Regions from separate parts of the Homo sapiens genome. Here regions 1 and 2 are each linked to region 3. Evidence: chromatin contacts called from ENCODE Hi-C data. All regions are on one chromosome and are shown on one strand. The core of a region is the stretch at or near the end of the contact, and the rest is flanking DNA. Distances in the headings are between cores, read along the strand shown.

Evidence for each region. Hi-C counts contacts between places; a loop is a spot of excess contacts on that map. Pooled maps may share reads with other maps.
Region 1: a pooled map shows a loop between it and region 3 (4-fold over the local background). The contact joins the enhancer-like site here to the promoter of CHORDC1 in region 3. A Hi-C loop is called at or near these places in 2 of 50 pooled maps.
Region 2: a pooled map shows a loop between it and region 3 (6-fold over the local background). The contact joins the promoter of TMEM126B here to the promoter of CHORDC1 in region 3. A Hi-C loop is called at or near these places in 6 of 50 pooled maps.

What each region holds. Positions count from the first base shown.
Region 1 is chr11:94,471,901-94,475,978 of GRCh38, reverse strand. All of the region lies in intron 7 of MRE11 (MRE11 double strand break repair nuclease), which reads left to right. Among named protein-coding and RNA genes, the nearest start is that of MIR548L, 7.4 kb to the right of the region's middle. Within about 2 kb of position 2,343, at least 4 of the 41 ENCODE cell types and tissues checked have a DNase peak (open chromatin) inside an H3K27ac peak, as active enhancers do.
Region 2 is chr11:85,627,343-85,631,818 of GRCh38, reverse strand. It overlaps TMEM126B (transmembrane protein 126B), which reads right to left and starts at 3,226. Exons shown (of 5, transcript NM_018480.7): 1 at 3,131-3,226; 2 at 11-132. The coding sequence starts at 3,211. It overlaps DLG2 (discs large MAGUK scaffold protein 2), which reads left to right and starts at 4,475. Exons shown (of 28, transcript NM_001142699.3): 1 at 4,475-4,476. RefSeq lists enhancers at 2,959-3,038, 3,129-3,178, 3,429-3,618, 3,759-3,808, 3,889-4,048 and 1 more.
Region 3 is chr11:90,220,590-90,224,790 of GRCh38, reverse strand. CHORDC1 (cysteine and histidine rich domain containing 1) reads left to right here and starts at 1,742. Exons shown (of 11, transcript NM_012124.3): 1 at 1,742-1,900. The coding sequence starts at 1,837. LOC124902812 (a long non-coding RNA gene) reads right to left here and starts at 1,632. Exons shown (of 2, transcript XR_007062978.1): 1 at 1,371-1,632.

The DNA of each region.
Region 1 (4,078 bases), core at 1,094-3,593, 4.3 Mb before region 3:
CCCCCTATCCCAAAGGGAAGCATTATTAATTTTGAATTAATTATTTCATTGCTTTTCTTTGCTGTTTAATCACATGTATACTCATATTATGCTATATTTACAGCCAACTTATGTTCAGCATTACATTACTGAGATCCATTTTGATGCTTGGATGTGTAATTTATTTTTACTGATGTGTACAGTTATGCTTTGCCTCCTGTCAGTGAACAGGAGTTTTTTGCTTTTATAAACCTTGCTGTTATGAACATTCTTAGACATGTTTCCTGCTACATATATGCAAGTGTTCTTCCAGGATATACAAATATAGCTAGATTACCTTTCTTTTGTTAGTAGTTTTAAGAAATTTAATCTGTTGGCAGGGTATAGGATTGATTGAAAAGAAGACAGACTTGAAGAAGCAAGATTTATTATCTGATCACTGCAGTAAAAATGTGAGGTGGTGACAGTGATGGCAATGAAACAGAAATGGGAGGGACACACCGGAGAAGTTGTCAGGGAAGAACTCAAAGGATTTGGGGCCTGATTATATAATTTATTACAGTTGTCCCTTGGTATCCACGGGGGGTGTTCGGTCCAGGACCTAAAATCCTGGGATGCTGAAATCCCTTGAATAAAATGGTATAGCATTTGCATATAACCTACATATATCCTCCTATGTACTTTAAATCATCTCTAGATTACTTGTAATACCTGATACAATGTAAATACTGTTTAAATAGTTGTTATACTGTATTGCTTTAAAAATTTATATTTTTCGTTGTTATTTTTTATTGTTTTTTTCCTGAATATTTCGATCTTTAGTTGGTTGAATCCACGAATCTGCCAATACAGAGGGCCAGCTATATTTATTGAACACATTTATTGAATGCAGACTACTCTGTGCATTCAGTGAATGCAGACTTAGGTTAAATACTCGGTAAAAGAAAGGGTTTAAGAGGCTGACTTGTGTTACCTTATGTGTGAGTTCTTGAATAAACTGTGAGTTTCAAAGGAGGGGCAGGCCAGAGTTTAGATATGTGTGTGGTCTTCATATAACTTTGCACCACTGGGATTTGTTCCTTCTCTTCCATAGAGCTTCCCAGGTCTACCATTTTTTTGTACTATGCCAAAGTAGGGATGATGAGTTGAAAGGAAAACTCATAAGTAATTCTAAGAATTTAAGCCAAATGAAAGGTAGAATAGCAGCATTGGTAAGGGGAATGGGTAGTCACCATATGATGTTGATTTTTCTCATTGCCCCCCTCATCATTTGATTAAGGGAATGTGTAACAGCTTTCTCTGCTGTAAAGTTCCCATTTTCTACTTTTCAATTAATAAATATTTTTGGGAAAATACTTTGAGACTATGCAAATATCCTGTTTCACCTTAAACTTTTACTCGCTAATTTTAGCATCCATGGGTGATCTTATTTCCAGTAATTAATACTGTGGTATTTTAATTGTAAGTTTTGATTTCCTTCATTCTTTCTATATTTATTAATGGAATTCTTCTGTAAGGAAAATTTGTCCCTTCTTCTCTATTTACTTACTTATTTATGTCATTATGGACTTGAAGATCCAGTACTATCAGTTTTTTGGTTGCTACTGTTCCTCTGATTGTTGCAGCTTTGACCATTGCATTCTCTTTTATGTTGGCCTCTGTGTCCTTTCAATGTCTTCCCATCTGTTTTGAGGTCATGACCTTAGTTAGCTTTTTGGCACCTCAAGATGGTCTAGGCTCTTGGCTCTTGTAATGGCAAAAATCACAATTACTTTTGCACCAACCTGATATTTTCCTACCTAGCCCTGGAATCAACCATTTCTCCAAGGTGCTCTGATTCTTTTTATTGGAGAGTGGTATTCAGAAATCCACAAATGCGTACTAGGTGTGCTTACTGCTACCAGGGCTTGCTCAGCACTCTGAATGAACAGAGTTATGGGAATAGATATATGTGTATATAGTAACCCATGCATACATACATGTCTATATATGTGCTTAAAAAACCAATGATAAGTTCAGACTGATTCTAATCCAGCCCTACAAGGTCCATTTTTGTCTTCTCCCTTTCCTTACTTGTGACTTCTTTGTCTAACAGAAGCCTGGATCATATTATAAATATATATGTTTACTTATTTTTTCAATCTTGGTTTAATTATATTTCCAATCCTGGTATAATTTGAAATTATAAAGTAATTTCAAAATTGCTAACTCATACCCCTGTGCAAAACAACTTTCCCAACTAGGTTACAATGTTTGTGTAAGTTATTTTAGTCTTTAGCCTTTCTGTATCTAGTTGAAACCTAATTTTTCAAACTTACTTAGCTCATTTTCTCCCCACCCCCTTCACTGTGGTTATGTGGTTCTTTGGTAATGCTGTTAGATTCATTTGTCACCCTGTGCATTCTCAAGATACTTCTGCTTTCATATTTAAAACAAAGAAGGTTTTCACAGATTGGGTGAGAATCTTGAGCCTTCTGCATTTTGCCTTATTTCCCATTTGTTTCTCTACATCAACTGTTTTTTTCTCTTGTTTCAAAGAAGAAAGAATCTGAATTTGGAGATGACTTGGTCATGCAAAATCTTTCAACAAGGATATTGTGATCACTTCTAGGTCACAAATTACAGTCAGCCTACCAGCATCATCCTCCCTTCTTCTTCCGGGAAAGAACCAGCACTCAATGAAGGCACAATGGCATCATGTTGTATTTGGGAATTATTCTGCTTTTCTTTAGTAGTTGTGATAATCTCATACCTTAGATGTATGTTTTTTACATAAAAACATTCCTGGATACACAAGCCTGTATATTCTGTCTTCCCTGCATTTATTCTGCTTAGCCCTTCTGTTCTCCTTGCTGTTCCTTGAATTCACTGAACACATTCCCACTTTAGCACCATCTGCTCTTCTACTGCTTAGGACTTTCTCTCTCCGCGTACTGATGCTTCATCTCAGTTCTCTGCTCATTTGATGCTAGTCAGAGAGGTCTTCCTGACTACCCTGTGTATGTAGAGAGGAGTATGGCACTTCTATGTCACTTTTCCCTTTATTTTTCTTTACAGCACCTATCACTAACTGACAAGTTATACATGTGCATACTTACACACATGCATATACATCTTGTATTAGAGATTGAGTATCCCTTATCTGAAATGCTTGGGACCAGAAGTGTTTAAGATTTTGGATTTTTTGGATTTTGGAATATTTGCACATATGTTGGGGATGGAACCCAAGTCTAAACATGAAATTTGTTTACATTTTATATATACCTTATACACATGGCCTTAAGTTAATTTTATACATGTTTTAAAATAATTTTGTGCATGAAACAAAGTTTGTGTTAAGTATTTATGTGTGGAATTTACCACTTGTGGTGCCATGTTGGCACTTAAAATATTTTGGATTTTGGATTTTCAGATTAGGGACTCAACCTGCATTGCTTGTTTCCCACACTAGAACAAGGACTTTGTTCACTGCTGTGTCTTCCATATCTAGAAGAAGCCTGGGACATCTGACATAAAGTAGACAGTGTTTGGGTAACAGTATTTGTTGGGTGAATGGAAGAATATTGGTTTGGATTAAATGAATGCTTGGTTAAACTATGTGAACACTTTTACTTGAATCTCCAATGATGTAAGTTAATATTAGGGAAAACTATTCCTTCTTGTCTTCTATCACCTTGCATTTCATGTATCTTTAAATAATAACTGATATAGGTATAATACCATAGTTTGCATATCACTTGTTTATTTAATATTTGATATTGAAAACTCTTAGCACTTATGTGAGATTGATGTTTTTACTCCCATTATATTTATTAGTAAAAAGATAATGTTAAGAAATTACTGGACATATTTATACTTACTTGCATTTTCTGTGTGTTTTCTCTAGTATATAGTTAGACTGATTTATAGATTTCTACTATTGATAGAATTCATGCTTTTCTGATTGACCAAAGGGGAAATCCTTCCTATGTAAAACCTTTCATGATCTTCCTCCAAATATAGAATTGACTGCTTTCTCTTTTCGGGTTTCCACTTGTCTGTGTCCAATAAGTTTGTAAAGCTCTCAAGGTCAGGAGTTAGCATTGATGATCTTTACATT
Region 2 (4,476 bases), core at 1,977-4,476, 4.6 Mb after region 3:
TTTCTCTTACATTTCTTTTCTAAGATAGTCAAAATTTTTTTCTATGATTTCTATGACCATTGGTCTTCTGAGTTTTGCATCTTCTAGAGAAGGACTGGGCTGACCATGCATAGATGCTGCCATCTTGAAAACCTGGAAAAAAAAATTCCAGAGCCATAATAGCTAATGATATTCATATTACATAAAACCTTACAGAATTCTACAGATTCAGATTTGAAAACATTTACAGTTTAGTAGTGTGCCAGGTACTGTGTCGTCTGCTTTCACATACTTTGTTAGTAATTCAATCAACATTTACTGAGCTCTTATTATCTGTTAGACATTGGCTTTTTGTTATTATTTTTTATTTTCTTGCTAAACATCCTACAATACAGACATTGGCTTTCTGATTTACACACTAACTTGAGAAATTGGTAGTATAATGATTATTTCTATACATATGAGCAAACTGAAGGTCTGAAAGGTTGGCTTGCTTGAGATTTAGTGTAGAAGGCTAACATACTGATACTGTTGCTGTTTTCCTCTCTCCTCATTCCGAGAAGGCAGTCAGGCTCTTTGTAGTTGTCCTCCTAGCTCTTCAGGTGGGGAGGTGGAAACAGTGGCTGCTTATTGACATCTCTATCCTCAGTTTCTCATGAAAGATTAAGTTCATTTTGGAAATCGTGTTTCATTTCCTAGAGAGGTAGGAGAGAGCAGGGATTGCCTTGGAGAATAGTGAGAGAGAAAAATCAGAAAGAGGGACACTGCTCCAGGAAGGGAACAGGCAGTGGATTGTGGCTACTACTTTGGAGTACATAAATTATATATCCAGTTCCCTATTACCACCTGTGGTGGAAGCAGAGCCTTTGCTAGAAATGGTCATGTGGTATAGCAGAGACCCATACCTGCCACCACACCCGGCTAATTTTTGTATTTTTAGTAGAGGCAGGATTGCACTATGATAGCCAGGCTGGTCTCGAACTCCTGACCTCAGGTGATCCACCTGCCTCAGCCTCCCAAAGTGCTGGGATTAAAGGCGTGAGCCACCGTGCCCGGCCCCAGAGACCCATGGCACTGGGCTCCTTGGTCGGAAGGTTCTTGTGTCCCAAGTGTGATGAACAGACAGCTGCCAATGTCAAGGGACCATGAAGACCTGGCCAGTAGCATCTTAACAGAAACTAGACAGGTTAAAAAACAAAACAAAACAACAACAACAAAAAAACAAACCCTGCACTCTCAGAGAGGATCGTTTCTGAATGTTTTGCTCTGGGCAAGACTCTAGAGTCTCTGTGAAAAGTCTTAATAACATTTGTTAAATCCAAACACGTGGTTGCAAATGTTTACCTACTACAGCAGCCAAGTGGAAGGTCTATTGCTGCTAAATTCAGTGCTTTTTACTCTTTTTCCTCCAGATTAGCTAAATAGTCTCTTTACAAATTTACACTAATCTCAATTTTAATGTTTATATTAAAGGGAAATACTAAATCTCAAATTTAAGGAGTCCTAGACAAGAGGATTAGAGGGGATAAAGCATAATGAACACACAAGATACTTAATAAATCAGTGGTTCTCAACCTTCAGCATGCACAAGAATCACATGGGGTATTTATTTGAAATGCAGTCTCATGAATTCCCTCCTGAGATACCTGGATTCAGCAGGAGTAGGATGAGGCCTAGAATCTGCATTTTAATAGCACTTAGTGCTTCTGATGCTGTAGTCAATGGACACATGTTGAATATCACTGTAATACTCATTTGCTGAATGAGCGGTATGTACCAATCCTAACTATAGAAGGCCAGTTCATTATACACAGTTCCTGGCATCAACATACAGAAGGTATGAGCTCCTTTGAACCTTCTTATGGTGTTACACAATGAGTAATAATGGACCAGTTTCTTTCTCTGCATCATGGCAGAAATGTACTCAATCTTTTTCTGTAACATTTCTGGAGAGGGCAGGGGGAAAAAAAGGTAAAATATTTTACAAATTACAATTTTTCAGTGACTAGACTTACATCTTTTCCCTCTCCCTGACACCCAAATGGAAAGTATAAGGGATAGTAACATCTAAGGGAGATTCTATACCTAACCCATCTATTGTACTAAGACATCTGCTGTCTTGGCAGACGTCAATAACATGAGTAACCATAAACCATAGATAAATTTTTGTTTTGCTCTCATCCAATTCATTGAAATCCTCCACCTTCCACCAAAAACAAAAAACAAAACAAACTTCCAGGCAATATCTTCTACTAATCTCCTACCTAGTCTACACCCTAAAGTCTCTATAGGGAAAACAGACACCCAGGATTATGATTACAGGACAGCAAATACTGAAATACTGGAAAGAACACAGGAAATATTTGAGTGCTTAAGCTTTGCAAGGCACTGTCAAAGACTCCAGTGCTTTCATTACACCCCTTCCCCCTTAAGGCCACTCAACTAGTCACCACGCTTATACCAGTAAGAGTGCATTTATGTAGGTTTATAGTTTGCAAATCATCTAACGGTTTTGTAGTGCTTTCATGTGTATTATTTTACCTAATAATAAATTTTTCACCTAATAATAAATTTCACCTTTAGAATTTTATTCAACATTCGCTCATAATTTAGGGAGCACGTGGTATATGCCAGACCTCCGGGTAATCAAGATACAGTCATCCCATCCTCAGGAATCCACAACGCAGTGGGAGTTCAGAACAAAAAAGCTGGCAATTTAAACACAGAATGAGAGAGTGACATAAACGAAAAACCCAACAACCTAAGAAAAAGCAAACAATCTAGCCAGAGGAAGCGTGGGAAGGCTTCCCGGAAGAAGTGACATTTAAATCAATAACCGAAAGAGAACAGTTTGGCAGGGGAGTTGGGACGGATAGAAGCAGGGAAATACTCCAAGTTGAAGAAAAAGCCTGTGCAAAGGCCTGGAGACAAGAGAAAACAAACTGCAGATAATGAGGACTAGAATTTAGGTCATCTACGTTCTCTCCGCCTCTTTCCACAGCAACTGGAGACTTAATCGACTGCTCCTTGCATGGACTTGGGAGCTGTTTTAACTTTTCAAATCTCCTTTAAAGGTATCATCTTAGAAGAGTCTGCCAACACTTTGAAGGTGCAGAAATCACCCCCCATACCACTTCGGATTTCCGCCTACCTTGGGCGCTTCCTCAGTTCCCACCGGCACCACACCTGAATCCCTTGGCTTAGTCCCAGCCTCATACCCGAACACCACCATTTTGGTGGCTCATGTGACTTGCCGGTGGGCGGGGACCCAGAACGCCCTGGGCGGGAAGTGGTGCTGATTTACGGCTCAACGCCTCTCGATTGCAGCCCGGGCCCGCCCCCACTCAGTCAAAAGCCGCGCCCTCCATCCTGACTGTGATTGGGCGCGGCGTCTAGAAATTACGGCCACTTATTCGCTTAGAGGAGGTCCAGGCGCCTGTGGGCCTGCCCCCCTCGCCAGCCGAGTATTTCCTTCCCTGACTATTTATCAGCTTAGCTCCCTGATCTCTTCGCGTCCTGCGGGAAAGATGGGGCGGCCCGAATGTTGTAATGTTACTGCGCTCCTGCCTCTCCTCAGGGCAGCTGGGAACTAGCTGCCTGCCCCTTTCAGTCCTTGAGGGAACTCGCCCCTTTGCCCTGGCCTGTGTGGTGTTAAAGCTCTGTTTCTCGGGCACCTCCTCCTCCAAACCCCGGACCAGCCGCCCAGCGCCGTCAGAGCAGCCCCGACTAGCCTCCTCTCCTCTCAGCCGTCTGACTCCTCTCCCCAGTCTGTAGTCCCCTCAATTTGCATCCTTTAGCCCCGCTTGGAAAGAGACCGGAGAGAAATTTGCCCACTACCCCCGCGAGAAGACCCACTTGTCAGCCGTGTCTCGGGGTGGGGGGCACTGCAAGGCCTGGCGCTGTTTTGTGCACGTTAAATGCCCAGCAGTATCTCCCAGACCGGCAACCCCCGACCCTCCAGTCTCCATGTCTTACAGAAGCCAAATTCGAGAGTTATATAATTTCTAGTGCTGCTGTTGCTCCTGCCTGAGGAAACACTTCATCGCGTGGAGGGTGCAGGACATTTCAGTGCTCTTCCCTAAAAGAACGGGGCTTGGGCAGGGGTGGCCAGCGGTGGCAAAGAAATGTCTTGTCTTTTCTGCAAAAGGAAGGTGGGTAGTTTGAAGAGAGATTGAGAGAAAAGGTGGATGTGAAAGCCAAGCAGCTGCACTTTCTCATTTAGGAAATCGCGGACCGTTTACATAGCTTATGCTTACATGTCTAATACTACTACGGCGTCTCTGAAAACACCTTTGGGGGAAGGTTTGGCTTCTCTCGAAGTCTCAGTGTTTTTCCTCGCCGGATAGGGAGCTGCTTGAATGCGAAGAGATGGCATGATGTGAATGACTCCAGTGTGAAGAAATCTGCTTCGCCAACTCATCCTGCATCAAGTGCCCATTGAGTAGCACTGTCACTTTAATGTCTCCATGCCAAGGGATTGCTTTCCTTTTTTTTCAA
Region 3 (4,201 bases), core at 493-2,992:
CATATATATCTATAAATGCTTGGGGTGTCAGGAAACACTGAAAATAAATTTACCAAAGAGTTATTTTAGCCATTCAGTACTTATTGCTGGGTGGTGGAATTATTGTTGACTTTGTTCTTAGTATACTTCTGCGTTTTCCAAATTATCTACCATAAGCAATTATATTCTGATTGTAAAATGCTACAGATGAAAAACTAGAAATAAACATTAAAATTATTTAAAAGGTTTAGTTCACTAACAATCCTGGTAATGTTGCATTGATACTAGGATACTCAAGACAACAGATTTGGTCACAACTAAAACTTTTTAGAGCTCTCCACTTACTCATTTCCAATTGTGTATGATCAATTTCTACGGTCTATTACATTCACAGCCGGTGCAATTGTAAATTGGTACCACCTTTCGGAAAGCAATTGGCTCTATATATCTTTAAAATCTTAAAGTTATTTAAAAAGCCTTATGCCCTTTACCCCAGAACTGTCGCTTTCCAAAAATTTTCCTAAAGGGGGAAATTCGAAATAAGAAAAACAATACACAGGTTGAGCACTGTAACTTATATATAATAAAGTTGGGGAAATTAGAGAAAGGTTAAATTACAGTGCATTTATTCAACAGAATACTCCGTCATTTGTAACAATGACTATGAAACAAAATAGAAAAATACTCACGTTAGGTTAAATGAAGAAAACATACCTATCTATGGTGGATCACAATATGAAAATTTAATACTTCTAGGTAGAAGAAGAGAAAGAGAATATGAAAAACTAAAAAGTCTTTAGGGGTAGGAGGACGTGAGCAGATCTCTAAATAACCTTGAGATCAATGGAAACAGTGTATAGATTTTTAGGTTCACTTATAAGCTGCTGATCTTATTTTAAGATCCTTCAGTATATGTTATCAAAAAGTGTTTGCTTTTCTTGCAAACGCCCATGTTTGGGAAATATGCAAGTTGAAGCCAATGCATTACTGTACTTTTTATAATGCACCTGAAGTTTTACTAGCTGTTCCAAGAGTGGTGTACTGAGTATTGATAAATCGTTTAAGTGGAGGCTCACATGAAATATTAACTATTACCCCAGGGCTTTAGAGCAACTGTGATCAATTCTGGCACAGCATCAGATCCATAATTTTCTTTGCTACTCTGATTTCTACGTTTTTTGTATTTTCAAAGTAATGTGACCGCAACTGTTAAGTTATTAAAATTGCTCCTGAGATGAGGGCACTCGAGACACAAACACACGGAGAGGTTCGTCCGCTATTCCTCTCATTTACTAAGCTCACACGTCTACCCTGAGGATTTGGAAACACTGTATGATTCTGCACTTACTGTGCACTTATCCCTTAGTGCTAAGGGGTAAACAGATACCCACCGGGCTGTCTAAGGCGCAGCCTCAAGGCAAGGAAGAAGGGTGCTGGGTCGCAGGGGATGAGAGGGCGGGGCGGCCACTTTGCTGCAGGAGATACCCAAAGCCAGTTAGCACTGAGGAAGTCAGAAGAGAATTGTCAGTCTCTCGGACACCTTCATTTTCTGCCCCGGAAATTTCTCCTCCGCTGTTGTCTGGGCTCCACTTCCGACCCCCAGTTGCTACCAGCTGTAGTCCGACCTATCGTGGCCCGGGCTAGTGCCAGCCTCCCGCCGCTACCTCCGCCTCGTCCCTTCTCCTCTGCGCCTGCGCGACCGGAAAATTCGCGAAGGTTCCTGAAACGCAACGGATCGTTTCCGGAAGCCGGTAGCCGCCTCAGTCGTCAGACCGGTGCTAGCGACACGGGAGTGGCAAACGCATCCTCTTGCCGTTCCCGGTGTTTGGGCCTTGCCTGTGACGGTGGGAAAAGAAAATGGCCTTGCTGTGCTACAACCGGGGCTGCGGTCAGCGCTTCGATCCTGAGACCAATTCCGACGGTAAGAGGAACGCGCCGCCAGCCCTCCCTCCCCTCCACCTCATCAGCAGGGGAGGCCCTTTGGGCCGGAGGGTGTCCGCGGATCTCCTGCAGCCGTCCTCGCGCGGCCCCAGGTCCATGCCCCTCCTGGGCCTCCCTTGGCTGCCCGCGCAGCCCGCCGGCCGCCCCTCTGTTGCGCCGCGTTCCCTTGGCGAGCGCCCGGCCCCGGCGCCTGACTGTCCTCTGCCACTGCGGAGAGAGACGCTCCCATGGATCCACGTGTTTCCCCCGTCGTCCCCGCACTCCTTTTAAGTCGCCTGGAATTTAGAACGAACACGTTTCTCCTCTGGCCCTCCAGTCTCTGGGGAAGCAAAAATTAACGAGGTACTGGTGAGCTTGCTTTGTAGTTCCCGAAGTAGTGATGGCTGTGATTGCCTGCGCGAGAGGGAGAGGTGGCCGGGATGAGCAGCGGGTTGTCCTAGCATGTAAGCTCTGCCTTGTAGAAGTTTGTGTTCAGTCGATCCGCTGTTACAAACCTCTTACAAGTGTTCTTGGTAAGGGACATTACTCTGTATCTTCACGCTGTTTTGATAGGTTCATCCTGGTGGTACGTTAGTTATCTTTTTATTACTAGCGGCATTTGTTGCTTGTTCTTCTTGTGGCCTCCACGTTTTACTACCATGCCTACTCCCGTATAAAATGAGTGAATGTCATCTACAGCACCTAGATGTCGAGTTAAGGATCCAAAGCGAAAATGACTATTAGGTGAAGGACGGGAAATGATCAGTGAATTGAAATTTTGATTGACAAAGAAGTGAGATGATTCCTTGCGTATCGTGAGAAGTGACAACACGTTTTCAGATTGAACTAGCATTTAGTTTATATTTTCTGCATGCCAGCCATTATTGCTTTATCTTATTTAATCTTCATAACCACCCTGGGACGCATGTAATGTTAATTAGACCCATTTGATAGAGAAGCTCAGTTCAATGAGGTTGTATTAATAACATCCTTCATTATTGTGGAGGAGATGAAAACTGATGCCTTTTGAACTCTTCACCTCTGAGATGTTTGAAATACTTATTTTTGGCACACAGGTAAATTGATAGCGTTATTTAAAATAAGACCATTGATACAGAGTTTTAAGGAAAAGGAAAATCCAACCTATGCAATACTCAAGTTACCGCCACTGACATTTTTATGATGCAAATATGATGCTACTCATGAGGAAAATTGTGAGATTTCAGTCGATGACAAAATCGAGAAACGATTTTAAAGCCCTTTGGTGTTGGCAGCCTATGTAAAACATTAATTGCACTTATGTCTGCAGATATTCTACTTTAATATAGAATACAGGGGAAAGACTGACGCTTTGCTTATGAGACAATAAAGTTCAGGGGCGATAGTCATTTGTTGGAAGTCTGTATCCATGTGTGAATTGGTGCAGTGCCTAGGAAACAGAAAGCGACCAGGAAAACCGTCTCAAAACTTGGGTGGTCAGCAGTACTAGTTACAGCAGAGAAATTCCAATAAGTATATTTACTTTAGCGAAATGACGGTTTTTTTAGAGACTTAGAATACATTTTTCAAGTAAACTGATTGAGTGAATGGAAGGAGAAGAAAATGGAGATACGGAGTAGGAGACAAGAACTAAATAGAAAGGTTGGTTAGGAGGTTTTTTAGGAAGAGGTTTGACCTTGTACAGTTGACAGAAATAAGTTAAAAGAGGTAAATACACAAGCAAGTTCCATTTTGCGTAAGCCAGATGTTGGATCTGTCATCTTTAAATATTTCTTAATCTACACTAAATGCTTTTTTTCTCGGTGCTGTGGCATAATTACCGTGCTCGTTGACTTATAGTCTCATGATTTTTTTTTCCCCCTAGAGACAGAAATTAGACTCCCTTTTAAGCTGATAGAACGTTTTAACTTGTAACTGAAGTTAAAGGGTGTTTAAGGGAGACACAGTTGGTAACTTACATATGTTAAACACTTATTCTAGAATAAACACAGCTTCACAAACGGTATTTTTTTTAATCGACGTATACGAGGAAAACTGAAGGAACTACTAGCGAGTAGCTCAGTGAGAAATTTAGCCAGGGTCAGACCCAATGTTAGAAGCCCTGGACACTTAACCACTGCTACTGTCTTGTAGCTTCTCACCCATAAAATATTAATTTTGCCAAAACTCTTAAAACTGATAAAGAAAGGATGGATATTAAAGAAAGAATGAAGAATGTCCATTTGCTTGTTACTTCTTGTTTTTGAAAGCAGTGGCTTTCTAATTGTGTTCATGTTAGTTGTATGGTTCAGATCTGACTCAT